2 separate regions of the Homo sapiens genome follow, and region 2 is linked to region 1. A link is a loop called in an ENCODE intact Hi-C map of the cell type or tissue named here. Cell type or tissue: heart right ventricle. All regions are shown on one strand. Each heading gives the region's core, and the rest is flanking DNA. Links, peaks and the distances in the headings are about the cores only.

Region 1 (12,411 bases), core at 2,376-10,375:
TGGCAACAGGTGGAGAGAACAACTCTGCTGTCCTTCAGGTTTCAACCCAAATGCAGTTTATTTCACAAAAGACTTTCCTTACTCCTCTCAAGTTGCAGGACCTAACCCTTCTTAAAACTTTTTGTGCCTCTTCTCTAGCACATACAATTTACTGTCATAGGTTATTGTTCCATGCATATCATAGTGCAAATTTTACAAATTCATATTCTCTTCACCTTGTGAGATTCTTTTTCACCAGTGAAATCCTTCTTTCCACCTCTTGCCAAAGTGCCCTTCTGTGTTTGCATACCAACACAAGAGAGAAAGAAGAGAGAGAGGGAGAGACCACGAGAGAGATGGAGCCACCATGATGCACAGAAACCACAGTGCTCCCGCCCCAGTACTCCACATGGTTAATGGAGTGACCAACACAAACACAAGGCTGCCTTTCAGAGATGCCTTTGTGAAAGAGCAGGTTAGCAGTGCAGAAGTAATACATTTAATTTCCTTTTCTCTATTGAAAAAAATTAAACACATTAAAGTGAGGACCAGATAAACTAAAAGTATCTGATACTTGAATAATAAACACAGGATAGCTCAATATTTGTAGAATGTGTCATTTTCTTAGAAACACAGTTCTGGGGGACTGTGCAGGATCCCCACTGAAGTACTCCAAAGGTTAATTTTTTTTCAAATGACCATTTTTAAAATATGTTCAGAGAAAACTGGGAACTTATGAACAGAGAGATAGGACATAGGAACTGTGACTGTATTAGACAGGAATATTTCGTAATTTATAAGTTCTTAGGAAGGTGACACTTGGTATGAAAATGGCCAGATAAAATTGCACTTTCCTGTGTATTAAGCACAGTTGGAAGCTGAGGGCAAAGTGGGCCATATGAAATGGGAGTCTGTTCAATTCTGTTCCATGTGTCTAGTAAAATGTTCTGTTTTTAAAAAGCAAAACTCATTTCCCTTTCTCTGGGAGCGAGTGTGTACCAGGAAATGAGGTACAGCACTATCTAAGGTACAATATATCATGATGATTTGAGTTTATTCATCAAAGTCTACCCTCTTTTGCTGCCTCTTGACAGTTTCCTGCCTCATACAAGCCTAGAAATGGACAATTTCTGGTGGGAGAATCTAGTTTTCTGCAAATTTGGGCAGTGACTTGGTGAGATAAGCTTATATTAACATGAAACCTAAGTGAACTTTGTTTAAGCTGACCTTGCGTCTCTTTGCATCAAGCATGTATATATATATTTTTAATATTAGGTGTTGGTAAATTTCCTCCTAAAAAGATAATGGCACTGGCTCAAAGTGACTTAGTCCAGACATATTTCTCATATTTGAAGAAAGAGGTAAAAATGTAAATAAAATAGTCTTTCATTTACTGTCTCATTTGTGTTGATGAAGCTACTCTTTAGATTCTGGAAATTAAAGTGATTCTACTAGCAATGACTACTTTATAAAATAAGAAGCTCAATAGTTTAGTAGCCACAACCATGGATGTGGAACCTATTCAGCAAACGGCTGCATTTGGCGACTTCCCCTTGGCAGAGTCTTTTTCCTTTATAGTTGGATGAAATTATAATTCTCCTTTTAAAAAATGTATTTTCACTGTTTTTGGCAGGCTCCCTCTCTCTCAGAAAATTATTCTCATGTCATCTCTTTCTACTTTGTGCCTTGCATTGATCTGAAGATTTCTCTTTTCAGTTGCTTTGGTTTTATCAAGCTTTTTGTGCAGGCTACCTAGCACAGAGCTAGGTGCCATTTACCTAGCCATTTACTAGATGCTCAGTTTATTACTGTTGTAACTAATAAGGTCTTTCTGCATAGATTAGAGATGAATCTTTGGTTTCAATTTCAGTACATTCAATTTGGGTTTTCAAGTTCTTGCTTTGCCACCTTCTGTATTTGAAAGATTGGACCAGTTACAATTTCTCTGAGCCTCAGTTCCTCATCTATAAATGAGAAAACTCATGCTATCTCATGTGGCGCCATGAGGCCTAATAAAATGAGGAATGCAATAATGCTTTGGATTCTGAAAGTGCAGTACACACAGTAGCTATTAATATGGAAAGAAAATCCAAACCTCACTATGAATTATTTACCTGTTATCCACTTCTTTTCATATCAGTGAATCAGGGATCTACCTCTAGTGAGTGGATAGAATGAATGGAAAGAAAGCTCTTAGAAGACATGGTAAGAGAAATCTCTCTGGCTTTCAGAGCCTCCTGGTGAGTAGGGCCATTGTAATGCTAATTCACAAGAGGGGTGCTGCCCCAGCTCTCTTCTTGCTTCTTGGCGTGAGTTTTTGGAACAATCTCTTTTCTTCCTGCTGCTGGCTTTTTGAACAGGCTGTCCAGGCATTTTCAATTTGGCAACCAATGCAATAAATTACTTCTTAAAATAACTCAAATCACTTGATTTGGCTTGCCCCTAAGACATTTCTCCTTTGATTCATCCTGTGAAATAAAAAAGGAGATACACACACACACACACACACACACACACACACACACACACACACACACATATATATATATATATATATATATATATATATATATATATATGGATCCAGCCTAGTCCATCTTCTCTTGTACAAACCCCCATATGGTCAAGAACCCAAGTGTTGCCCTTTTCCAGAACAGTTTACTCTGCCCAAAATTCTTAGCAGTAATGTCTAAGCCCTTCTAAGTGTTGAATGCAACCCCTGGAAAATTTGTATTTGCAGAGGTATGTAAGCTATCCTTGTGTAAATTCCTCTAGGGGTTAAGCCCTAATGATTGTGGAAGAAATAAAATGGAAAAATCAGATATAACTGGAGAGGATTGCACTTGACATAATTTCCTAGCAACCTCCCAGTTTTCAAGGCAATGTTTATTTTATGTGCTGCCTTTCAAAGTGATGCCTTTAATGTTATTGCTATGTAACATGGCTAATTTTCTCAGTAACATATGTAGCCCAAGGAAGATCTGTGATAAGACTGGAAAACACAAGTTGTCAGTAATTGCACAGTGCCTAGTTAATTACATTTTAAGCTAGAAACACGTTTTTCTCATTTGCTGTATTGCTGTTATATTTATAAGCTACCCTGCCTCTCTGGAACCTTGTTTTGATCTCTGTAGAAAAAGGAATATTAGTCTGAGTCTCTGTTATGTTTTCCCTTTGTTTTTGTTCATTTGGCTCCCACTTACATGGCTCCTGTACTGTACATTTAGCTTCATCATTCAGACATTTATTCTGAAAGCCATAGATTTTTCATTTTCCTGTTTCCATCTGCTGGAACATTGAAGATTGTCACCTCCTTCAAATTAAAGTAGACCTTCTCATTCACAAGGGAATCTTCCCAAGGTCTTCAAGAATCCTCAGTTATTAACTTCAAGGAACATTTAATTCCCCCCTCCACACAACAGTTAACTATAGCTGAAAATTTTAATTGAACTCTTCAGACCCTTAATAATTCTAGATGTACAAGCTTAAGTCATTTGTATGTATATAGCTACAGAAACAAAGCCAGCAACTAAAATAAGCTCAATCCTGTATTACATTATATTCTTTTGCTAGTAACTTAAATCAGCAAAACTGCTACAGTGATGATAAAAAGGTGCTGACGTGTGGACAAAGATGAAGATGAAGATGAAATGTACTCACAGAAGCACGAAGTTTGGTCACAGCAGTTCACTCAGGAAGGTGACCCTGAGATCTGGGCCAATCTACAAGATATCCAAGGAGATGTTCTGCCTTCAGCCTCTTTAGACTATAAATCATCTTTTTCCTTCTTGGATAAGCACATTTGCAAAAGGCATCTTCCCTTTAATATATGTCTGTTTCCTCTCTTTAACTCTGAAGACAGGCTTTTGCAGCTAAGTGGTTCTCTCCTATTAATTTCATAGCATGGAATACTTCCTAAAGTTTACTCATGGAAAAGGTCAGTGTAATTCATAAGAATCAGTCTCAAAGTCTCACTGGTTGCTTCATGAAATGTTTTTACGGGCTTTTTGCTTCTTCTAAAATCACTTTTTAGTTAAACAGTGTTTTTTTGTTGTTATTGACAAAACCAAATAACTACTTAATCAACTTCGATGAACGTTTCTTTTTCGGTTTGATCAACAGCTTTGGCACAGGGAGTAGCACTCACTAAAATGATTTCGTGGATCACTTTTCTTGTTTCTACAGTTTTTGTGTAGCTGTTCATGTTGTATAGGACATGAACAAAATGAGGTGGGAGCCGCCTCCTAACAACTTTTCAATAAAATTAATAGACTTTATTTTTAGAGCAATTTTAGGTTACTAAAAAGTTGAGCAGAAAATACACACAGAGTTCCTATATATCACTTCCCCCCTGCATAGTTTCGCTATTAACACCTTGCACTGGTGTGGAACATTTGTTTCAATTGATGAACTGATATTGATGCACTTTTGTTAACTAAAGTCCATATTGTGTGTTAGGGTTCTCTCTTTGTGTTGCACTGTTCTATGGCTTTTAACAAATATGTAATGTCATATATTTACCATTGCAGTGTCATACAGTTTTTCTACCCTAAAAATGTCCCATGTTTTACCTATTCCTCTTTTCCCCACCCTTAAACCCTGGCAACCTCTGATCTTTTTAATCCTCTCTATATTTTTGCCATTTCTCATATAACTTTTCACTTTAAAAATTTTTTACTTTCTGGCTGAGAAGCATGCCTTTTACTTATGTTATTTTCCCTTCATTTTCCTCACTGAACTAGCAGAAGATTTTCTTTTCAGAAAGAATATAAATTTTACCACCAAAAAGTTATTGTACAGGCAGCCAAAGTGTAGAATAATAATAGCCAGCCTGAAGTGTAGTTGTTTAGAGATAACCCAGGCCCACTCACTTGCCAAGTGACTCCTTCTTGCACATTACACTTTGAAGCATAAGATTCAAACTAATTCATTTACAAAACAATAAATTGCTACATGGCATGGACCTTAAGGTGCTCTTGAGGACCCTCTAAACATGAGGGTTAAATCCACAAATGCCAAAATGAACTAAAACCAGTATATTTGAGCATGTCACTGAGGCTAGTTCCTCTAACAAGAACACAGAGGTTTGATTGCTGCCTCCTCATCCACAGCTGAGCTTGATTCATAGGCTACTAAATCAACAGGATCTGATGGTAATGGTGACTCCAACCTAGGTTTCTTATATTGGGAGCAAACAGGAACCAGAATCTGTGCTTCACTGCTCTCAACCATCCTTGTCCCAGGAAGACTTGAGCACCTTCCATTCTTCTGTTCTTCTGTGGCCTTGTATGTTGTGTTGTGGGTTATGTTTCTCATAAACTATTATACCTGGTGAATTCAATTAATTCAAGCAACATTCTCACCAGTTACAGGTACTTAATAGTTTGGGTTCTTTGGATATATCTGGGCAAATATAGGGCTCGTATTTATTTTATAGAGATACCAAAGAGACAAGTGTAATGCCTAGCATGGAACACACTAAAATAAGCAGGTTTAGAGTGTACCACCCATGGAAGGCAGAAACTGTGTGTGTGTGTGTGTGTGTGTGTGTGTGTGTGTGTGTGTGTGTATATATATATAAAACTTCTGTTTTAAAAGTGGACTATTCTTATTATTTGTGATTCATGTTCATATTTTATTACTTATTTTAGTGGTTTTAAAATAAATTTACTATATTTTCACATTTCACAAAATCACTAACATTGATTACATATAGGCATAGTTGTCATCTCCCATTACAGAAAATTCAGAGAACTATCCAGATTTCTTTATTTTGTTGGATTTGTTGGATTTGGGTTAGTCAAATATTTTGCTTATTGAAATGATGTGTTTATTGAAATAGAGTAACCCTGTTAACATACTTTTTAAAGGTTATATCAAGAAATATGTAATAGAAACAGATAAAAAGCACTTTGGAGTTCTCTGGGTCCTTGATAGAGAAGCCTTTCTGTGGAGTGACCTTATTGGAACATTCAAATCCTAGAAGCAGAGTTACCTAAGATATGCTGAGATATAGAGTAGGGAAGCTGTTAGGAATCAGATATTGTCCTGAGGATGGGAGTTGGAAGGAGGCAAAAAAAACCATTTGGTCTGGGCCTTGTATTTACCAAGGAACCTCAAATTGAGAGACTATCTTGAAATAAGTTTACTCATGCAGCAATAAGAAACACAGCACTGAAAGATATTCATCACACACGCATATAGTGTGTGTGTTGTAACCTGTTTTAGCATATCTTCCATCTATCAGGAGCCCCTAAATTAAATTGCCAGGAGCTCTTCTGACTTATAGGAGATGCAGCATGGTACCTTATAAAATTAATAGGTGTGGATTGTTATAAATTTATTTTTAGTAATAATTTTTCCCATGACATCCTGTACAGAGTCCCAAAATATAAGACAAATAGAAGCAAAACTATTCTCTTAGAATCAAAGGTCACTGGAGCCCCCTCCTGGCCCCTGAGCTTGTAGCTAAGATACATCTGAGGAAACTTAAGACTTCAGAAAACAAGATTTTGAAACCGCTAGACTAGCTTAACGCCCTTGATTTACAGATACCAACGTGTAGGCTCAAAGAAGTTAGGTATTGTACTCAACATTGCCCAGCTGGGGAGAAGCAGACCCGCAGATACACAATTGTTGGGTACTTTTCCAGCAGTAGGAATTGCTGAATAATAGTTTCACTTTGATCCTGTGTTATTCTGGATTCAGAAACCCAGAGTTCTCAGGAATAATGGTGTATGAAAAGCTGTTAACATGGTCCCCAAAATAAATGCATATGAAAAATGTAACCCAATCAGTCATATTACAAAACCATATCTCTAAATCATTAATACATATCGCTATCTAGTCCAGCCATGATTTAAAACACGCTCTAATGCAGTTATAATATTAAGGCATATATGTGTGTGTATGGACTCAGGTCTGGCCATCTGTACTCATCTGTGAATATAAGTATAGTCAGTCATACCTGAGTCCACATGCACAAGAAAAAGGCAAGGAAAGGAACAGTCCAGGGTGTTCTTTGAAAACTGCAGTCATTTGGTAAATGATTATGGAATAAATTCCAAACCTTGAGCTCATGCTAAGGCCCTTTGAGATCAGCAAGTGCTTTCCAGAAGGGGCTTTTCAGCAGAGTGACATCCTTGCAGCTTTTTCCCAGATTTTTTTTTCACTTCCTTCAATTCCTTCATCTCTCTTCCTAGTGAACTTCTACTGGCCCTATGCTATTACTATAACTTTCTGCTTTTGAGCCATGGCCCCTTGAGATCTTGGAAAAATAAAAAGAAAATAGAGCCTTGTCTGGACTATAGAGATTTGGAAGCTTATTGATCCAATTTTTTTTTTTTTCAGGAAGCCAGCTTTGTAATGTCTCAAGCCTATCTTAAGGAAATACACTTTTTTACAAAGCTTATATCGTCGGACCTGCAGTGTCTTGTTGGCTTGCCTTTTCTAATTCACTTTTAGTTTAGGCAACCCCTCACAAGGTAACTTTGACTTCAGAGATCCCAGCTTCTTAATCAAAATATCTGAAATCGCTCATGCCAATTATATTATTCATTGTTTAAAGTGTGCAATGATAGCAAAAATCATCCATTCTTTCTTAGACTATACTTGTTGATCTCAAATCTGTTTTATCTGGAAATTAACCTCTTTCTGACTTACATTTTTTGGGGGACTTTCTGATCCCATTCCCTCCTCTGTTTTTGGCTGTAGCTTTCTCATGGTGGTGTTGACCATTCTGAAGAGTCCTGCACCTCCATGAGTTATGTGCTACAGAAAGTCTTAGAGTGAGGAGGAATTTTGGAAGTAGATCCTATGTCACAGGAGAACTCAGGTGACAATTCAGAGCAAAGAGATGAAATACCAGTAGAAATAAAAGTAGCTTACACATTAGCCATTATGCTAAATTCTACAATACTCACATATTTAGCAAAATGGGCATGTTTCTTAGCGACTGCCTGCCGCAGGCAACGTGCCTGCCCATCTTCACGGCAGCACAAGTATGACTATGAAATGAGTTGTAAAGCACTGAAGAGATAAGAGATAAGGGACTGGGAGGGGGCAGGGATAATGAGCAAACGAAAGCAACAGATCAACAGTACACGTGGATGTTTATTATGGTGTACTAGAAGGATAAGTCCATTCACATTCCCTGTGTTTTTTTGTTCCATCTCTGCACTATACTGATTGTCTGCTCTTTACCTGACACTGTCCTACTCATCTCCTGTCTGCTCTTCAGTTGGACTCATTATATTTCTACTTTCTGGAGATGCTTATTAGTTTAGTTTCCTTTTTGCTTAGGCAGGATAATGCTGTGTTTTAAGGAAAAGGCAATACAGTTTAAAGACAGGTTCTCTAAGTGCCCTACCTTCAGATTTTACCCATACTTTATTTTGGAATATTATCAAATCCTTATTACCATTGTCAAATCCTTATTACCACTCATTGTTGTTTGTTTGATGTTCTCATCAAAAATATTTTTTTCCTAGTAAAATCTGAAGGATGGCCACTTACATACGTATTAATAGAGTATATATCTTGTTTAAGGTATGTATTTATAACCCCAGATCTGAAAAAGTTGAAACTTCTGATAATGTATGAACTGTAGCTATATTGTACTATATTATACCACTATATATAATCATACACTTATCATAACAATGATAATATCATAATGTAATTTTGTATTATATAAGAATACATAATTGTATATGATAATTCATATATAATTATTATGTATAATTTATTATACCATATTATTGTTCACAGGCTGGCAGGCACTGTAATTACATTCTTTCTGTAATCTAGATTTACTCAGGGTTCACTGACTAAATTTATACACTGTGGGTATAAATCATAGTTACAGTTTAGATTCTCTTCCTTCATAAATGTTCTTCCATAATCCTTGGATTATGCTTCTGGGAAATCTTGTTTCCTATATAAGCATGTATTATGTTCATATTTTGATTGTGTTCCTTTTAATTATTCTCACTGAACTATTTCAGTATTACAGCTGAAAAAGACATTGGAGAGTGGTGATTGAACTGTGGGTAAACTGAGGCTCAAAGATACTGAGTGAGACATCAGCCATGCCACTCTGCGATTTTATCATTCATTCTTCTTTCTTCTGTGCCCCCAACGTACACAGACCTCTGTATAAATCCTGAGGCTAAGGGGTATATTCAGGAATATACTCATTCCCACCCAGAGACTGAGTGATTACCAAGAATAGGGGAGACAAAATAGATTAAGGATGGCCTTCATATTCTGAGCGGGAAAGCAGCTAAGTCCACTGGCCCCTTCTTACAGTCAGTTTCCCACCACTGGTCTTATCTGCACACTGAGGTTCTTCCAGCCCTCTCCATTGCTGTGTCTACCCTGAATCTCCCTGCAGGGAGGCTTCTTAAGGGGATGAGCTGTTTCCCTGAAGAGCCCTATGAAGACAGAGAAAGCAGAAGCTACACAGGTATATCTCCGTGCAGTTCATACCCAGCCTTTGGTACTGCCTTTCTGTCATCAGTTGGCTGTTTGCCTCAGCACAGTGGAAATTCATCATAGAAATGAACTCTGTCATATATAGCAATTTAGAATACAGCCTGAAGCTCAGAGTGATAAAGGAGGATGGTTTTATGCCCATAAATATATTTAAAGCTGAGGTGAGTTGCTACTAGAAAATCATTGTTTTATATGTAAATCTCTACTCCTTTGCCATGGTTATTATAAATAAATCTTTATATATTCAGGCAAAAGTCTGACTTAAGTTGCACATCCAGGTTAATCTGAATGTAATATAACACAATTGCTCCTCGCTTCTAAATCAAACACTGTAAGATATAATGCTTGATAATGTTTCATTATTATGCCAAAATGTCAAATTTTTCTCTTTTATTAAGGTAAGTTCAAATCAAAGATGCTTTGTCCCATCACATGCTGTCTCATTCTATAATATTTTTATGTGCTAATTGTGACTCATATAATCTGCTTACAGAAACTCTCCATTTTCTTCCTGGTTGTTAGTCAAAGGAAGGAATCCAGTGTTTCCTTTGATACAGAGCTCTGAGAAAGACTTCTATTTTCAGTTGTCTGTTTCACTTCCTTGAAGCTCATGGGAATTGTGGACAAAATGTTTACCCATTGTTACTCCACCATCTTTTTTTAAAATGGAAATTTTAACACATAAATAGAAACAGATCCCCTTCTTCATATCCCCAAACATGAATGAGTAATCATAAAACAGGAAAAGATTCGAGTACAGTCATATAACTGATGTATTAAATGGGTGAATTTCATAGAGTAAAATCAACATACCCTGTCCTTCCTTGGGTCTGGATGTTATCACAGCCATGTCCCAGACCTTTTTTTGGTTCTACAGGGTATTAGATTAGTGAGGGTTAAAAAAAAATTTTAGTCCAATTTAAAGAAAACATTCATCCAGGCCGGGTGCTGTGCCTCACGCCTGTAATCCCAGCACTTTGGGAGGCTGAGGCGGGCGGATCATGAGGTCAGGAGATCAAGACCATCCTGGCTAACATGGTGAAACACCGTCTCTACTAAAAAATACAAAAAATTAGCCAGGCCTGATGGTGGGTACCTGTAGTCCTAGCTACTCGGGAGGCTGAGGCAGGAGAATGGCGTGAACCCGGGAGGTGGAGCTGGCAGTGAGCCGAGATCGCGCCACTGCACTCCAGCCTGGGTGACACAGCGAGACTCTGTCTCAAAAAAAAAAAAAAAATGTTCATCCAATCCCAAGCCCCTCCCTCTCCACCAGATCTGGCCCAACTAGTGATCCCACAAGCAGGTTTGGAGGGGTAGGGTGCATGGTTTGTTCCTCTCCATCCTTCATGTATCTTCTTCTCCATTCATTCCAGAGAAAGCATAAGGATAGAGATAGTGACAGGTAAAAGAATAGTGTTGTTTGTTTGTTTGTTTTTAGTTGATGCTATCTTTTTCAGTTCTTTTAACTGTCAAGTATCCTGTCATGGAAATCATTGAAATGTTAGCTTTTTCATGAGGTTCAAGAGGAAATACCCCATCCACAGATCTCTGATGTCCCCACATTGCACAGATCTCTGATGGAATGCGAAAGGCTCCAGCTGAGCCCTTAGAATCCTCCCATGCTCCTGCTGTCCCTGTGGGTAGAAAGAAAAGTAGCTTACACATTAGCCATTTCACTCAATTCTACAATTGTTTCCCACGTCTTTGCATAGAGAGGTCCTTTTAGGATGCCTTTGAACCCAGGTACCTTCTTAGCATTGAGTTGATTGCTGGGGAAGTCTTGCTTTTCCAAACCATAGAAGTACAATTTACCCCCATTGTTCTTCTCTCTCCTTACCTTATATTGAGGGTTTGTTCTACTCAATTTTTCACCTTAATCTTCTCTATATAAGGAGTCTTGTGTTCATGTGTGCCCCCAAACTCCAAGACTCCCAAGCTCTGCTAAGAACTCTTTAGTGCCCTTCATCTTCTGGTAGCAGCATGGGGCAGGTCTACATGTTTCTAAAAGCTCAGGAACTGTGGTGCAGGTTGGGGGTTGAAGGATATACAGATCTCCTCATCTGGAATACAACTCTTTTGTCTATAAGTAGCTCTCTTGGAGCCCCCTCACTTGACTTGGTGGCAGGAAATGAAAGCACAGGGAAGGAAGGGTAAATTCCAATGTTCTCAACCATGAAAAATCCTTCATTGTTTCCTCTTTGTAATGGACCTCTTGCCATCTCTTACATCAGTTCTCAGGTATAATGTTCACTGGATTTGTTTTTTTTTTTTGTTGTTGTTTGTTTGTTTGTTTTGAGAGGGGGTCTTTGTTCTGTCCCCCAGGCTGGAGTGCAATGGCATGATCTCAGCTCACTGCATCCTCTGCCTCCTGGGCTCAAGTGATTCTCCTGCCTCAGCCTCCTGAGTAGCTGGGATTACAGGCACGTGCCACCATGCCCGGCTAATTTTTATATTTTTAGTAGAGACGGGGTTTCACCATGTTGGTGACCTCAGGTGATCTGCCTGCCTCGGCCTCCCAAAGTGCTGGGATTATAAGTATGAGTCACCACACCTGGCCGTCACTGGATATTTCACAGAAGCTGTGAAGATGTATTTAGCTTCTGTCTTCAGAATGTGGTAGAATTTATTACCCAGTTTCCTCAGCTTAGAAGTTTTCAATAACATTCTAAGACAACTGGAAGTTCTCTCCAATATTCTGTTACAATAAAACTCACAATTAAGCTGCAAATAACATGAAGACACCAGTTTAAATTTTCCATTTCTTGGGTGTATTTCAAAATTAGTTTATTTGTAGAATCTACTGTAGTAAGTTCCTCAACCAGAAAATGACAGAATGTTGGGGCTTAAAGAGACATTAAAATTCTTCTAGACCAACCATTTCATTTATTGGAAGACAAATAATGTCTAGTAAGTAGAGAAAGAAAGGCTTGTAATTGT
Region 2 (12,411 bases), core at 1,525-9,524, 130 kb before region 1:
CCATTGCTATGTGACAAATTGGGCCCAAACTCATCAGTTTAAAAACAAGTATTTATTTATTATCTCACAGTTCTTGATGGTCAGCAATATGGATATGGCTTAACTAAATGGTTCCAGCTCAGATTCTCTCCCAACGTTTAATTAAGCTGTAGGCTGGAGCTGCAGTCATCTCAAGGCTTACAGAGCTACAAAATTTATTTGTAAGCTCACTCAAGTGATTGTTGTCACACCTCTGTTCATGCTGGCTTTGGCTGGAGGCTTCAGTTCCTTTCCACATGTGCTTCTCCGTAGGGCTGATCACAGCCTGGGAGCTTGCTTTCCCCAGAGTGATATAAGAGAAAGAAAGGAGAGAACAAGAGTACCTCCACTTTTCCTCCTCATTGTGCTTTCAATCAAAGGTTATTATCTCCATTTAGAAAGTAGAGGCACAGGGTCAAGAACAAGCCTAAGGTCACTGAGCCAGTCAGTAGGTAAAGAGCCCATGCTCCTTTCATTATACTCTCCTTTTCTTATCTTGGGAAACTTCCCTGTCTACTTTTAGACAGTGTTTGGACTTCTGAAAGAAAATGTCAAACTTTTTTTTTTCTAAAGCTTTCTTTGGTTTATTTTTACCTCTCCAGGCACAATCATCACTCCCACAGCAACACTAGCCACCCATTTCCTCACAGTAGAGCGTTTAAAACCTTAAAATAAGACTCAGCCATATAGTAGTTTTTAAATTTTTCGTCTTAATTAAACACATTTTTGAAATCAAATACCGCATTCTCACACCGTGATAGAGACTATGCAAAGAATAGAAAGTATGGATATTATCTTCAAGAAGCTTAAAATATTTAGAGAAATAAAACACAAGAAACATTTACAGCCACTTATCTTTATTTTATTAATCCTAGATTTTTCCCCCTTTGCTTCAACCTATTAAATGTATTTTTAAAGAAAATTGAACATGACTTCTATAGGTCAAGGGATATTGGCCATATGTCTTTTCCCTGAAGCACGAGGGTGGGTGCACTCTGTGGACAAATATAACAAGACAAAACGGATTATAAGTTAAACGTTCAATAATGAGTGGTAAGACAGTTTGAGTTGACAAATTCTTCATACTTGGGCTATGGTTCCTACCTCCAAAATCCATATAGACATTTTTTTTTCTTTGAATCTCAATTTGAGCTCGTGATCTTCTCTACCCAGAACTTCAGTCACTACTACCGAGTCTCATTTTGTACACAACTGAAATTACTGTATTTAAGACTTGTTTTATACCCTTATTGTCACAATTACAGTTAGCAATACATTTCAGACAATATTTATAACCCTAACAATTATATTCTTCCTTAAATTTCTTGCCTCTGTGTTTATAGTTAACACTATAAAAGTGCTGAATTTTGAGGGCTTTGCTTTTAATCAACTTCTTGTGTTATTTTAATAATACTTTTAAAAGAAAAATATAAGAATTCTAATCTTTTAAATAAAAGCCATTCTATGCAAAAATACTTTTTATTATCTATTATTATATTAATGTCAAAGAATAATTTGGCTATCTATACATATATATGTATGTAGATACTGGCATACCTTGTTTAATTGCCACTTGCTTTATGAGCTTTGTAGATACTGCAACTGAGGGTTTGTGACAATTCTGTGTCAAACCACCCAAACCCCTAATACAATACAGACTATAGCCATCACTGCAAAAAGTTCCCTCAGCCCCCTTCCTAGTCAACTTTCTCACAAACTCCTCAGAGACAACCACTGATCTGATTTTGTCTTACTATTTCTGCCTGTTCTAGAACTTCATATCAAATGGGTCATACAATTATCTACTCTTTTGTATAATGCTTCTTTCATTCAGCATAATGTTTTTAAGATTCAGACATATGTTGTTACATGTATGAGTAGTTGGTTCTTTTTTATTCTTAAGTAGTATTTCATCATGTATATTTATGTTTATCTAATTTCTTATTAAGAGCTACCTTGGCTGTTTCCATTTTGGTTTTTGTGAATAAAGTTGTTATGAATACTCTCATGCAAGTATTTTTGTGGACATGTGCTTTCTTTTCTCTTAAGTACCTAGTACTGAAATTGCTTGGTCATAGGGTAGATGTAGGTTTAGTTTTCCAGAAAATGCCAACCATTTTTCCAAAGTGGTTGCATCATTTTTATGAGAGTTCAAGTGATCTACTTTCTTGCCAGTGTTTGTTCTCGTGAGTCTTTAATTTTAGCCATTCTGTTTTGTATGTGTAGTATCACCTTGTGGTTTTAATGTGCATTTCACTGATGGATAAATATATTGAATAGTTTTTAATGTGCTTATTGGCAATGCATATGTCTTACTTTGTGAAGTGTTTTCAAATACTTTGCTGTTATTTTTTGGATTGGTTATATTCTCATTACTGAATTATGAGTTCTTTCACATTCTGGACAGCAGATATTTGCCCATTAATTTCTCCTTGTATTGAATATGTGGGTATTCATTTTCCTAATGATATATTTTTTAGTCAAAGTTTTAAATTTTAATAAAGTCTAATTTATCAATTTTTTTATTTTGTGATTGTTGTTTTCTGTTTCCTGTGTTGCAAAGGTACTCTTTTATGTTTGCTTCGAAATATTTTTATAATTTTGGCTCTTATGTTTAGATCTATGTCCATGTCAAATTAATTTTTGTGGGCAGGGTGTGGTGTCTCACGCCTGTAATCCCAGCACTTTGGGAGGCTGAGGTGGGCAGATCACCTGAGGTCAGGAGTTCGAGACCAGCCTGGCCATGGTGAAACCCCGTCTCTACTAAAAATACAAAAATTAGCCCAGCGTTGTGGCGCACGCCTGTAGTCCCAACTACTAGGGAGGCCAAGGCAGGAGGGTCACTTGAACCCGGGAGGTGGAGATTGCAGTGAGCAGAGATCAAACCACTGCACTTCAGCCTGGGCAACAGAGGGAGAAGCTGTGTCAAAAAAAAAAATTAATTTTTGTGTATGTAAGGTGTGGGTTAGATTTGATATTTTTAAAAATATGGATATCCATTTATTTCAGGACTCTTTACTGAAAACTCTTTTCTTCCTGCATTAAATTACTTTGGATTCATTGCAGAAACTCAAATGACTTTAGAATTATCAATCTACTTCTGAGTTCTCTACTTTGATCTAGTAGAAACTTCTGAGTTTCTCTACTTCTTTGTTTCATTGATCTAGTTGTTGATCCTGCCTGCTGATATGTCTTTATTACTCTAGCTTTATAGTAAGCCTGAAAATTAGGTAGTGTAAGTCCTTGAACCTTATCTTTTAAAATGTGGATATGAGATGTATTTTTTTCATATTTCCATATAAAATTCAGAATCATGTCTTCAGTTTCACAAAAATAACTGAAAATTATCATGGGGATTTCATTGACTTCATAGAGAGGTAATTACATCTTAACAATATTGAGCCTTCCAACCACTAACATTATATATTTTTTCATGTATTTATGGTTACCTGAATTTCTTTCAGCCATCTTTGGTGGTTTTTAGTATAGAGGATTTTTGTGATCTCTCCTAAACCTATTTCTAAATATTGTATGTGTTTTTGCACAATTGTAAGTAGAACTATTTTTCTAATTTCATATTCCAACTGTTAGCTGCAAATATGTAACAATACAACTTATTTTTATATATTAGCCTTGTATCTTCCAAATTTGCTAAATTCATCAATTGGTTTCTAGTTTTTATATTCTATAGATTTTTCTATGTGAACAATTATATCATTTGCATATAGTGATAGTTTTACTTCTTTATTTCTGTTTGCTTGCATTTCATTATTTTTTCTTATTTTATTGCAATGGCTACAATTTCAGCACAATGTTGAATAGAAGTTTTGAGAGTGAATATCATTACCTTTTTTCACAACATAGGGGAAAGCATTAATATGTCATCATTAAATAAAATGTTAGCTGTAGATTTTTTATAGATGTCTTAATCAGATTGAGGAGAGGAACTTACTTTCTGTTCCTGGCTTGTCGAGAGGATTTTATTTTTAATCATGAACAGATGCTGAATTTGGTAAAATATTTTTATTCATCTATTGAAATGATCATGAAGCTTTTATTCTTTATAATCTTAATAGAGTGAATCACATTGATTTATTTTTAAGTGTTACATCCATCTGGCATTTCTGGAATAAACCTCACTTGGCATGAAATCTTATCATTTTTATGTATGCTAATATCTTAAAGACTTTTTCTTCCTAAGTTCATGACTGTCATTGGTCCATAGTTTTCTTTTTGGAATAAATTTGTCATTTTTTAATATTGGGATTATGCTGCCTTCATAAACTGTTTGGAAATTTTTCCCACTTTCCTGTTTTATGAGAATATGTGTAAGATTATTGTTGTTACTTTTAAAAATATTTGAGAAAATTCTTGAAAAACTATCTTAGCATAGAGTTTATTCTGTGGAAAAGTTTTAAACTCTGAATTCAATTTCTTGATAGATATACAAATAGATTCTCTGCTTCATCTTTTGTCACTGTTAGTAAGTTGTATATTTGAAGAATCTGTCCATTTCATGTAAGTGTTGAATTTGCAGTGTAAAATTATTCATAATATACTCTTATTATCTAGTTATTTTCTGTAGGATCTGTATTTATATAAGTCCTTTCAGTTCTGATGTTGGTAATTGTTGTACTCTCCTTTTTTTTTTTCTTTTTAACTTGATCAGACTAGTTAGGGATTCAGAATTTTGTTGATCTTTTCCAATAACCAACCTTTAGGGCTTTAAGCTTTTTCTGTTTGCTTGTTTTCTGTTTTATTATTTTTTTCTGATTGTTGCTGTTTTCTGTTTTCTATCTATTTTGAATTTGCTTTGCTCATCTTTTTATAGGTTCTAAAGGTGGAAAATCAGGACATTGAGTTTAATAATTAAATCCTAGAAAATTAAAATAAAATGCTGAAAGATATATGCCTTGATAATGCAAGAGTTAGAATGTGAACATAGGTCTAATAGCTTTTAGTCCAGTGTTCTTTGCACTGAATCATATTGCCCACTTCCTCTTCCCTATTCTTTTCTACAGCATTTTAAGTTACTTAGATGTTTAAGTTTGTTCCAAGTACTGTGAAAGGCGAAGAGCACACTTTACTAATTACAAAGGACTCAGTATCATAGTGTTCTCAAAACATGCCTAGCTGATAAATCAGTGCTGCAAGTGATTAGGACTGCCCTACAGCACTGGAAATGCTTTTACTGGTGGGGAATTCTAAAGTGATTCTATAACTTAAAATCTAAAAATATTATCAGATTGGCAGCAAGGTTGATAAATTCCTGGCAGTGTTGGGGAAATAAAGTGACTTAAATCAAAATATCATAAAAAGATATGTAGAAAGAAAAATGGAGCTAAAAGATGTTGAGATTGCAAATTCTGCAGTAATTAACAAGCATTATGCCATCTCTTCATAATTATTCAGAAAAGTTTGTCATGCTTATTATGAGTTATACTTTATAATTATAGGATGGCCTTTTGCTATGACATTTTCATCAAATTTGCCTGTGGCTTTAGTGTTAAGAATGCTGGATTATATTTAAAAATATATGCTGATATTTTAAAGATTAAGTCAGAATAACAAACTAGTGAGGTTATAGTGATTCTTTTTTATTTTAGGATTAAATGAGATAAACGATGCAAAATGCTTACCACTCTCCTGCCACAATGTAGGCACTCAAGGAATGTTAGTTAATTGCCCCCTTTCGCTTACCATGTAAACAATATTTCTGAGGTTTCAGATTATCCCTAATACAACTCCTTTTGGACTTAGTTTTATAATAGGTACAGTATCACTAAGTACAAATTTATTCTGTTTTTGTAACATGTCTGTGTATCATTTAAAGCGTAATCATTTTAGCTGTCTTGTTTACAACAAATAAGTTTTAATTATAAGTAGCCATAAATCTACACAATTCTAGCAAGGCTGTTTTTGGTGTTTAAATGAAGTGCTGCAATGTAAGCCTTTATTTCAGGTTTTAGAAAAATTCTTGGTTGTTGATGAATAGTGGAGCTTTTAACCCTTATGAGAAAGTTGCAATGTCCTCTAGGTGATTCTGAAGTTAAAAAAGGTTAAAAGGAAAGAGAGGAAAAGTGTAGAACTAGGAGTAAGTAGAACTCAGTTCAAGGCCTGCTCTGCCATTATCTAGATGTATATGTTTTACTGCAAATTATTTTACCTTTCCTGTATTTCCTCTTGCAAAATCAATTTAAGCATAATTATCAGATCTAAGAATATACCCATCCTTACATGTCAGTGTCATTATAGACAACATGAAAATCTTGAAACGTAAGACAGTAATGAGACAGCCAGATGGGAGGGGTTCCCTGGAGAAACTCCAACCAGCCTGCCCACTGAGGCGGAGCCTCAGGAAGTTCATGACATTTGCAGCAGGGAGGAGCCCGGCCTCTCCTTTTCCTGTGTGGAACGTGGGATTCAAATGGCTGGCAGGAAGCGCTCTAGCAGGGAACTCTGGCCTTGTGGAGGATCCCTGTTTTCCCTATCTTTTTCCTTCTCACCCAATAAAACCCTGCTGTACTCACCCTTTAAACCATCTGCGAGCCTAAATTTCCATGGCCGTGGGACAGACAAGAACCCCGTCTTTAGCTGAACTAAGGAAAATTCCTGTAACAGTAATTGATACGTAGAGAAATGAAAGTTGCATTTTATCTGCCAACAAAATTTGCATGATTGCTCAGAATTCAAGGAATTTGACTAATGACAAGGAGGAGCCTTGTCATTAGGACAATCTTATGAAATGCTCATCAGCTGGTTTGGTTAAAACGTTGGTTGTATCTGGTTGAAAACTATTGTTTTGGAAACAGGCTGAAATATAATGATCATTGGATTGAAGAGACAGTGGGAATTTTGGTTTGTGTGTGATAGTTTAGATGATCTCTGCAGCTGAGACCTTAATTTTTAAAGCAGAATATGTGTACTCTGATTTATGTTGTTCATTTCTCTGCATCTTTCATGTTTCATGTTATTGATTATTCAGTTCCTGGCAAATGTAAGTTTCTTTCCTCTTTCCTTAGAGGAATTGTGAAATGTGTGCAATCTTAAATGTTATTTCTCAGTGGAAAATTACACTTTATTTCTGTGACCAGTATACTAAATAAGTACATATTTGTAAACATTTTTTGGCTCAGAATTTGGTGTCATTAGATAGCCCTGTTAATTTGGGTATAGTATGGCAATCCCCGTAAATCTAGATGTAAAATTGTTGAATCATATTTGAAAGTACTTAGGTATTTTCTTATATTAGCTCATCAGAAATTGGAATAAAAAGCTGGGAAAAGGTCCCAAAACCCAGAGTAACTGATAGAAAAATGAGGTGCCATTTTCTGGTCAATTTGTGGAAGTAAGGTATTAAATAAATCATTGATATTCCACACATACCAGAGGCTGAATAAAACAGAACTAATAAATTATTTAATAAGGCTGAGCTCAAAAACAAAAGAATGAAATAATCCCAAATACAAGAATTAATTCAAAATGAGGAAGGTGCCTATGTGCTGAAGTTAGGAGTTTATAAGGATAATCATATTGGTCTTAACTGTTACTATAAACTTTATGATAACAGTTTTGACAGCATAAGTGAAATGGACCATTTATTTGGAAATTATACGTGATAAAAATGGACTTAAGAAGAAATAAACAATAACTTCCAAAGATTAGTAATCAGTTACCATTTTAGCTCCTTGATCATGACACCAGGCTCAGGTGGTATTCAGGAAGATGTTAAATACCCTTCAAAGGAGAGAGGATACATATTTTGTATAAACTGTTAGAAAGAAGATAAAGCTACCCAGCCATTTTTATAAGGCCAATATAACCTTAACACCAAATTTGATGGAATACAGAGATAAAAATCACGAGATAATCTCCCTATGAACATGGTAAAGAAGTCATAAATATAATGTTGGTACATCCACCCCATAAATGGTTCAAATTAAATATATTATCATTAATTAAGGTTTACTTTAGAAACGTAAGAGTGATATAACATTAGAAAAATCTATTAATTTGGTCAGTTTTTAATATTCATAGTTATTAATTTTATCCTAAATGACTGGTTAAGTATTCTAGGTGAGAGACAGATTTGTTATTTGTTACCTTATATTAAATAAGTGCATTGCACCACCCCCACCCCACTTTTGCTGCAGGCCTTACTCCTGGGATGACACAGTTAAAACTAGACGGAAAAAATCTCCTACATGAGTAAACTGACACACTATAGGCAAGAGGTGGAAAACAATAGATGTTCTCCTTTTATTGGTGGGAGAGAGATAATCATCCCTTTTCCTTCCTGAAAGGAGAGAAAAATATTTTTACTCATTTGATGGAAAGTATCCTAGATTCCTGGCCTAACCTTTTGGAATATAAATATCTTTCCAAGGGCTATTAATATGTAAATAGATGGTATCTCTGGCTTTTTTTTTTTTTTTTTGAGCGGAAGTCTTACTCTGTCACCTAGGCTGGAGTGCAGTGGTGCAATCTCAGCTCACTGCAAGCTCCGCCTCCCGGGTTCAAGGGATTCTCCTGCCTCAGCCTCCTGAGTAGCTGGGACTACAGGCACCCACCACTGCACCCGGCTAATTTTTTTATATTTTTAGGGGAGATGGGTTTTCACCATGTTAGCCAGGATGGTCTCAATCTCCTGACCTCGAGATCCACCCGCCTCGGCCTCCCAAAGTGCTAGGTTGACAGGCATGAGCCACCATGCCCGGCCCCCTTTTTTTTCTTTTTTTTTTTTTTTGAGATGGAGTTTGCTCTTGTTGCCCAGGCTGGAGTGCAGTGGCGCAATCTCGGCTCACTGCAACCTCCGCCTCCTGGGTTCAAGCAAGTCTCCTGCCTCAGCCTCCCCAGTAGCTGGGATTACAGGTACTCACCACCACACCCAGCTAATTTTGTATTTTTAGTAGAGATGGGTTTCTCCATGTTGGTCAGGCTGGTCTTGAACTCCCGGCCTCAGGTGGTCCACCCACCTCGGCCTACCAAAGTGCTGGGATTACAGGCGTGAGCCACTGAGCCCGGCCGTCTCTGGCTTTTAAGACCCAGAGATATCTTCAAGTTTTGGACTTCATACCATTTGAAATGTAAATACTTCAGGAGATAGCACTCCAACCTTCCTGGCACTTTAGGGTTTTAACCTAGCTACCTAATCCTGGCTGTAACTATTTGGGCCTCTTGAGGAGGTAAGAGAAATTTTATTACTCTTTCAGATCAAAACAATTCACTAGACACCTAGAGAGATGGCCACACATTCATTTCTCATTGCATAGTTCCAAGGGCAGTGAAGACAGATATTATCTGTATAATATATATGTTTCTGTGTCTCAAAAAGCTAGGGCATTGATAATAAGCCAGTATGAAAATATTAATAGAAGTCTTAGGCAATGCAAAAAAGATAAAAATTATGAAAATACGTAAGATATTTTTTAAAAAGAGGCAAACCTGCTATCATCAGGAGTCTAAACAAAGTGTACAGAACATTCCGAGTTCATACAAATAAATTGTTAAGACTAATAAAAAAATTCAGCAAGCTTTTTGAATGCAAGATTCATATATAAAACTTGGCAGAATTCTTATGCAATAACTAATTAAAAATGAAATGGTAAGATAAAATCTTTTTCATAATAGTGCCAAAACTATAAATTGGGGAAAAAATGTATAGAAATTGTACAAGTTCATCATGTTGAAAATTATTATATGAAAAAATATAAAGAAGACTAAAAAAGGAGGTGGTGGGGTATACAACCTGTTCCTGGAGGAGAAATCAGTACTGTAAAATCTGTTTTTCTCAAATCTATGAACTCAGTGCATTTCTGATTCAGATCCCTTGGGAGTTTTTGGCAATTTGAAAAGTTGATTCCAAACATTATATGAAAAATGAAGGTTCAAGGAATTGAGGAAAATTTTAAGGCAAGGAAAAACTTGCTCTATTAGAAATCAGGAAGTGATACAAAGTTGAATCTTTGGGACAGTGTAGTGTTGGTGATTAGAAAAACATATACTAATAACGGCTGTACTAGGTTCTTCAGAGAAATAGAACCAATAGTGTGTGTGTGTGTGTGTGTGTATGTGTGTGTGTGTGTAAAGATTTATTATAAGAAATTAGCTTACATGATTGTGGAGACTGAGAAGTCCCAGGATCTGCAGTCTGCCAGGCAGAGACCCAGGAGAGTCAATGGTACAAACCCAGTCTGTGTACAAAGGCCTGAGAACAAGGAGAGCTGATGGAGTAAGTTCCAGTTTGAGCACAGGAGGGGATTGATGTCCCAGTTAAAACAGGCAGAAGGAGTTCCCTCTTAGTAAGCCTGTTCTATTTAGATTTTTAATTGATTGGATTGAGGCCACCCACATTAGGGAGGACAATCTGCTTACCAATTAAATGTTGATCTTGTCCAAAAACAGCTTCACAGACATACCCTGTCAAACAGAATAATGTTTGACCAAATGCCTGGGCACCCTGTTGTCCAATCAAATTAACACATAAATACATAAAAGTAACCATCAGAAAAACTAACTCGTATGTTTTACTTACTATATATCAGGCACTATTCCAAGCACTTTGTGTATGTTAGTGTGTTTAATTCTCACAGCATCCTATGAAATAGGTATGATTTTATCTCCAATTTATAAATAAAATGAAGCCACAGTGAAATTAAGAACTTAAACGTCTATAGTAGTATAGAACAGAGAATCCAGAAAGATACGCACACATACATGGGATCTTGGAATGTGATAAAAATAGCATTGCCAGTCAGTAGGGGATAAAGTGGTGTTGGGACAATTGCTTATCCATATTAAAAGTCAGTGTTTTACCTCATAGCACACACCAAAATAAATTCCAGATGAATTAAAGATCTCAAAGTGAAAAGCAAAAGTTCAAAAGTTAACAAAAGAAAAATAAAATGTAGAAGAATATCTTTATAACATCACAGCATGGAAGGAATTCTTTAAAACAAGATGAAAAAATAAAAAATTGATAATTTGGCTTCATCAAAATATAAAATATTTGTAGCTACCACACCTTAAATGTTTATTAGGCTCCTGTTCCCTGCCAAGCATTGCTAATCACTTCGACATATCAAGTCAGTTAATCCTCACAAAACAAGCTGAAGATGTGCATACCTTGTTACCCAGCCATTCTGCTTCTAGGTAGATACGTTAGAGAAATGCTTGCATATCTGCACTGCTCTTGTGCTTACAATAACCAAAAATAGAAAGCAACCTAAATTTACCAACAGGAATCAAATTAATGAGTAGATAAATAAGGGGATCTGCATATAATGGAATATTATACATATTTAAAATTACTAAATAATCTACCTGACTCAGCGTAGATATAGCCCCCAAAATAATGAGTTAAAGAAAGCAAGTTGTAGAGCCATATATAGGGTGTAATGCCATTTATTTACATTCATAAGCACAAAAACTAGTATATTGTTTATGAATATGTACATTTTTAAAAGGGTAGGAATATGAAAGAACATTTTAAACAATATATAGTATCTACATAGAACCCACTGTATTCTGTATCTACAATATATGGTATCTATTGTATCTTTAGTATATTGTTTTCTAAATGAGACTAAACATTAAATTTTAATGTTTGTGAATTCTGGATTATGTGTGCATGGATTTAAAAAATATATCAGTATGTTATTTCACTTATAGTTTGAAGTGTTTAATAATAATTGAAATAAGAGAAAAACATTTGTACCGAAGACCAAGAGTGGAATAGCTATGGTACTTCTAAATGCTTGTAGTGATTTTTATTAGATATTGATTGGGGAACGGTTATAGGTTAAGAAGCTGTAATTCTTTATAGCTCCCTTCGACACTCTTGGAACCTAAGGTTATTGACTCTCAAAGTGGACTATTAGACTATTTTTAGGATGAGATTACAAAGCTGAGAACACAGTCCTTGTGAGATTACAGAATGGAGTAGAAATGCTCAAATACATCCATGGTGATGATCCTTGATTCTTTGAGTATGAATATGTCAAAACATAGATGTAAAGAACTTAGAATACCGGCCACACTATAAATTGTATGAATTATTTGTAAATGTGAACTTTATTTTTCACTGGTGTATATAAGGTATAAAGTTTTCATAAGCTTTTGAAGATCAAAAGTGAGAAGCATTTAGAAACTACTGTTAGAGATGTTTTACCTTTCTGCCTGCAGCAATCTGTTGTTTCAGAGGCATTTATTCTTTCACCCAGAGCATTCCCATATCTTATTTATGCTTCAGTGTCTGCCTGCAATAACTGAAGAACCTAAGCACCTAAAAATAAAAAATTATTTATGTAACTCTTCTCTGATGCCCTCCTGTTGCAACTCTGTAGTTTTTGACAAGAGCCATTCACAAGTAAGAGGTCTCCTTGCAACCAGAAG

The links. Peaks named below come from ENCODE experiments on the same cell type or tissue, not always from the same donor. Only the 100,000 strongest peaks of a DNase experiment are listed, where the experiment ranks them.
Region 2: a loop joins it to region 1, with 2.2 times the contacts of the local background. A loop is called at or near these places in 4 of 110 quality-filtered maps.

Annotation. Positions count from the first base shown.
Region 1 is chr5:114,309,919-114,322,329 of GRCh38, forward strand. It overlaps a transcript of KCNN2 not described here. Among named protein-coding and RNA genes, the nearest start is that of KCNN2, 46 kb to the right of the region's middle. In heart right ventricle, for the core only: a CTCF peak has its summit at 6,433 (motif pointing left); no DNase peak of the experiment used is centred there; H3K27ac peaks cover 2,328 bases.
Region 2 is chr5:114,179,069-114,191,479 of GRCh38, forward strand. It overlaps a transcript of KCNN2 not described here. Among named protein-coding and RNA genes, the nearest start is that of KCNN2, 180 kb to the right of the region's middle. In heart right ventricle, for the core only: no CTCF peak of the experiment used is centred there; a DNase peak (open chromatin) is centred at 6,393; H3K27ac peaks cover 1,593 bases.